Linked DNA regions of Homo sapiens: region 1 is linked to region 2. Evidence: chromatin contacts called from ENCODE Hi-C or POLR2A ChIA-PET data. All regions are on one chromosome and are shown on one strand. Each heading gives the region's core, a stretch centred on a gene start or an enhancer-like site at or near the end of the contact. The rest is flanking DNA. Distances are from core to core; before and after follow the strand shown.

Region 1 (2,700 bases), core at 86-2,585, 36 kb after region 2:
AGGTTCTTCTAGAACTATCCAAAAAAGAATAAACCACCACACCCTGGTCATGACTTTGAAGGGAGGAAAGCGTGATGAGCCGATTCTGTCTGTCATCTTTCAAGATGTGTCTATCTGAGTTTCATTGCGGTGAATAATTCAGGTGCATCAGATGTGTAAGCACCAGCACCTCTCCCCCATCAAGGGGCAGAAACACCAGACGATGCCATGCAGAGGGCAGAGCTCTGGAGGCAGCACCTTTGAAGCGGGAAGAGGAAACATTTAGGAAGCTGAGTGAGGCAGTATTTGACTGGTGTGCTTTCACTAGAAAAGTTCCTGGCACTAAGAAAACTCCCTTTCCAACCCTATGCAAAATGTACCTGCTAAAGAGACCTTGCCAGATTCAAAAGTGAGGCTGAGACCACCATTCCCAGCCCTGCTGTCTCATTGGCATTTGGCTCTCTTTCCCCTTGAGCAGCTCCACTGAATACTCACTAACCTCTGCCAACGTCACTGGGCAATAAAGCAGGTGTCTGAAACTCCACAAACGTTCACAAGTGAAAAGGCCATCTGTTGAAACACTGCCATCTTGTGGTTTGCTGAATAAGCAACCATCAGCTCAGAGCAACCTGAGCTGCCCAACTTTAAGGTCATGACCTTGCTTTAGATATGAAAGTGCTGCATCTCTGGTCTCTGTCTTCTCTTACCCTTTCCAGCTTAGACCCTTTCTGGAACAGATTGCATTTGTTCATTCATTCAACAAGTAAGTGCTCATTGAGCCTAATAAGTTAACTCAGCCATGAACAAGACACAAATTTATCCCTGCCTTGGTGGACTTGATGGGTTAAAATCTCCATCTCTTGTGCCACCTTTTTTGTCTCCACAGATGATAACTGCACTGACAACTTCACTCCTAACCAAGTGGCCCGAATGCATTGCTATTTGGACCTAGTCTATCAGCAGTGGACTGAAAGCAGAAAGCCCACCCCCATCCCCATTCCACCTATGGTCATCGGACAGACCAACAAGTCCCTCACTATCCACTGGCTGCCTCCTATTAGTGGAGTTGTATATGACAGGTGAGAGAGGCACTGGCTGTGGGTGAGCTGGCTTATTTCTCTGTGGCATTTCATATGAATGAGGGGAAGAATATGAATCCAGGGGAACTCCAATTTGGAAGTATAAATGTGTGCACCACTGCTCAGAGCTGCTGCTCCAGCCTGCTCTGTTCTCGTTGCTTTAGCAGAACTCATGGGCTCTCTTGTGAGCCAGTGGCTCATCTTAAGTGCTCACTCCCCCCTCAGGGAGGCCTGGAGAGCCTGACCGATGTGACAGGGATAAATTGGCAGAACGGAGAGGGCATCTGCCATTTGTCTCTGTCAGCTGTTCCTCTGTGGCATGAGGGTGGAGTGGCAGCTTGCCACTTGCAGAGTGGTGTTGGGGGAGGGATTACAGCATGCTTCTCCAGGCACTTCTGGGTGTGGGTGGATGGTAGTGTGCCCACTGCCACAAGCTGTGCATCAGAGGGCTTCCCTGACTTACGTAGGTGCTTCTGACACCTTCTCAGCCTCCTGTGCCTCCCCCTCTTAAGGCCACTATCTTATGGAATTGTCATCCTCTGCTTATTTTCCTACCTGCCCCACTTGACTGGCAACTACTGGGGGAGGCAGGATGATTTTTTGTCTCTTTGTCTCTTGCCCTGCCACAACAGACACCTAATGTGTGTTTGCTGAAGAAAAGCATTACACCTAAAACTAACTTTCATTTGTCCTTTGCATATTGGTTTGAAAGAATAACAGATAAATTTTTGTAGAAAGGAGAGAAAGGTAGGAAAATGAATGACATCTGATAATTGGTGAGGGATGGGAGAATGTGGTTTCACTGAGAAGGACCAGAACCCCTTCTGTGACCTGTGCAGACTGACCTCTTTCAAAACCTACTGCTGTATTCTGAATGACGACAGTCCCTGATCTATTTGTGGCACTATATGTGAAGTGTTGTGCTAGGTATTTTACTTGCACTTGTCTTATTTAGTCTTTGCAGTAAACGCAGTTCCTGCTAAATAAGTGAGAATTCTGAGGCATAGAGAAACATACAATGGCAAACCCAAGACCCCACAACTGATTGGAGGTGAACTCGGGAGTCCAGTGGAAATTCGGGAATAAGGAACATAGAATGGATGCTTTCTTTTAATTTAGAGCATTCTTATTTAGCACATCTCTTCTTTGCACCACACTTTCCCTCTGGGTGTCAGGCCTCAGCTAAAGAGAAGGGTGTCGCTGGAGCAAGTTTCCGTGCCCTTCAGCTTTGCTGAAAGCCTAGGGAGAGAGGCAAGAGAGAGACAGGGATAGGAGGAAGCTGGTGAATCCTCTTTCACAGTGGTATTTCAGCCTCTTGGGATTTTGATACCTGTCCCTGATACCTTGATACATACTTAGTGTGTGACACCACTTAGACCTCACAACCCTACAAAGTAGTTTCATGGTCATCAGCGCCCAAACCCTTTTGGGCTCTGTTTGTGAGTCAGCACACATCTGTGTGATGTGTGTGAGAATCATCTTCCTGCAAGTGTGACCTTGTGCAGCTTTGGTCGAACTGCCTGAACAGCAAGTCCTCTGTGGGTGTGTGCAAACCAGAGTTTTACATCCGTTTATGTAACACATGTAAACAATTTAATCTTTGAATTCTCTCTCTGGTACAAACGTTACGATAAAGCAGACA
Region 2 (2,700 bases), core at 171-2,670:
CAGAGATAATTTGACCTCTTCTTTTCTAATTTAGATGCCTGTTTTTTATTTTTCTTGTCTGATTGCTCTGGTTAGGTCTTCCAGTACTATGTTTGAACAGGAATGGTGAAAGTGGGCAACCTTGTCTTGTTCCACTTGTTGAAAGGAATGCTTTCAACTTTTCTGCATTCAGTATAATGTTGGCTGTGGTTTTGTCATATATGACTTTTTTATTTTGAGATGTGTTCCGTCTATGCCTAGTTTGCTCATGGTTTTTATCATGAAGTGATGTTGACTTTTTTCAAATGCTTTTTCTGCATCCATTGTGATATCGAACAGACAACCTGCAGAATGAGAGAAAATATTTGTTAACTATTCATCTGACAGGGAACTAACATCCAGACTCTATAAGAAATTCAAACAACTCAAAAATAAAAGAAACCCCAAATAATCACATTAAAATGGGCAAAGGAAATAAATAGGCATTTTTCAGAAGATATATAAATGGCCAACAAGCGGATTAAAAAATGCTCAATATTTCTTATCATGAGCAAAATGCACATTAAATCCACAATAAGATGCCATCTTACACCAGTCAGAATGGCATCTTCTCACTTATAAGTCAGATAAAAATAATGTGTACACATGGACACAGAGTGTGAAATGATAGACAATGGAGACTTGGAAAAGTGGAAGAGTAGAAAGCGGGTGGATGATAAGAAATTACTTAATGGGTACAGTGTATATTATTTGGGCGATAGGCACATTAAAAGCTCTGACATCACCAGCACACAATATATCCATGTAACAAAATTACACCGGTCCCCATAAATTATACAAATAAAGAAATAAAAAGTAAAAATTTCTGTTCCTTAGAGTTTATCCTCTTTTCTCTTTTGACTCTATATACCTTTTCCTGGGCCAGATTAATGGTTTTGAGAACCTCAGAAAACATCCCTTCCATCACTGTCCCGTGATATATAAATCAAAAGTAAACATTTAATTTTTAAAATAAAGCAAAATTAATATTGTCTGCAGATTTTCAGAATATTTTTTTTTCAGAAATAGATTTCTGAATATATTTTCAATATTGAACTTTCTCTCTCTTTGCTGGTTCCCTGAGCACAGGTCCCAGCAACTTAACATATCATCTTGCATATTGTCAAGTGCTTATTCAATAGTAGCTGACTATATTAATGCTGGAGATGAACTCTAAATGGAAAACAAGGCAGATAATACTTCATTGCTTCCCTCTCCTAGGTTTGCTGATATTGCTCTGCTGTAGAATCCCCTTAAACTACAGAGTCTAGTTATATCTGAAACAGCCAAACTCCAAAGAGCAGTTTATAGGACCTGCTGCCACTGGTAGGCAGCAAAAAACAAAACTACACCCAAAGCCCAACCTCTCTCCTCACTCTGTCTTTGACAACTCTTTGTATGGTGACTAAGGGCAGAGCAGATTCTTGGCAAAAACACTCTATGATGATAAGCTCTCGGGGCCTGGGTAGGAATGGGCAATGTAATTCCACAGGCATTACACCAGGTTTAAAAATAGGAAGCTTTTCCCGGGAAGAGTAGTTATTGTTGGTAACTGGAGCGGACATGATGTGTCTCAGCTAATGGTAAAAACTTGTGAAGTCATCCAGTATTTTAGTCATTCTTTTGTGCTTCTTCTCTCTTCTCTTAAACCTCTTTCCTCAATTGCTTTAGAACATTTTAAAGATTTTCTTCAAATCCTGTTTTCAAGCAAAGCATTCTTTCTGTAATCTCCCTCTCTCTCTCTCTCTTTCACACACACACACACACACCAGAAGTCAGTTATTTTTGACAGCATACATGCACTAAACTGAACTCTAGACTTTCTGTTTTTTTTTGAAATAGAGAAAGTAAACTGGTCTTATAAGAACATTGGTCATTGAAAATTCTTTACACTTTGACTTTAGAGGTGAGGGGGACATACTCATTAATTCAGAGAGGAATTACTGGGCAACTACTAAATCTCAGACCCTGTGCTGAACACTCAAGGCACAATACTGAACAAGCCCAGACAGCATTCCTACTCCCACAGTCTGTGGCTTAATTGGGGAGTCCTCAAGAAGCAGCACTCTGCCAGGCACTCTGGCAGTGAAAGTAAAAGGTGTCACAAAAGTTGTGGACAAAAGCACCAGACCAGGATTTAGGGTATTAGGAAAGCCTTCCCAGAATTGACATCTATACCAAAATCTGTCAGATGAAAAGAAGTTATCCTGGAGATAGGCATGGAAGGGAAGGCAGATGCTATTGGTCCAAAAGCCCAGTGGCCCGGATAAGAGAGAGGGAAACATTCACGAGAGTTAGAAGGAAGTAGAAAGATTGATGCTAGAGAGGTTACTAGCAGCCAGATCCTGAAAGGTCTTGTAAACCATAGTAAGACATTTAGAGTTCCTTAAAGCAGAGAAGGAACATGATTAGATCTGCCATTTTTGAAAGGTTAGTCTTGAGAAAGCGTGGAGTTTGTATTCAAGGAGTGCAAAACACGGAACAGAGAAGCTTACTAGAAGGGTGTGGTTGGATTTAAGAGATATTTATAAATAGAACCAACAGAAATTGACAATTAATTGAATGTGGTGTAGTCAGGAAGAGGAAGAGTCCAAAATAATTTCTCAGTTTTTAAATTGAGTAATTGGACAGCTCAGGCAGTGTGAAACAGAAAGAATAACAAGTTTGGGTGGGAATTTTAGG

Evidence for each region. Hi-C counts contacts between places; a loop is a spot of excess contacts on that map. ChIA-PET counts read pairs that join two places held with the same protein, here RNA polymerase II (POLR2A). Pooled maps may share reads with other maps.
Region 1: a map of heart right ventricle shows a loop between it and region 2 (12-fold over the local background). The contact joins two enhancer-like sites. A Hi-C loop is called at or near these places in 18 of 168 maps with a recorded cell type or tissue (Right ventricle myocardium inferior, aorta, ascending aorta and 6 more) and 17 of 50 pooled maps. POLR2A ChIA-PET finds 5 or more read pairs at or near these places in 1 of 52 experiments (A673).

What each region holds. Positions count from the first base shown.
Region 1 is chr1:176,691,261-176,693,960 of GRCh38, forward strand. It overlaps PAPPA2 (pappalysin 2), which reads left to right. Exons shown (of 23, transcript NM_020318.3): 6 at 866-1,058. Among named protein-coding and RNA genes, the nearest start is that of PAPPA2, 230 kb to the left of the region's middle. Within about 2 kb of position 1,336, at least 5 of the 41 ENCODE cell types and tissues checked have a DNase peak (open chromatin) inside an H3K27ac peak, as active enhancers do; they include heart right ventricle, where a contact is called at or near this core.
Region 2 is chr1:176,655,016-176,657,715 of GRCh38, forward strand. All of the region lies in intron 3 of PAPPA2 (pappalysin 2), which reads left to right. Among named protein-coding and RNA genes, the nearest start is that of PAPPA2, 190 kb to the left of the region's middle. Within about 2 kb of position 1,421, at least 5 of the 41 ENCODE cell types and tissues checked have a DNase peak (open chromatin) inside an H3K27ac peak, as active enhancers do; they include heart right ventricle, where a contact is called at or near this core.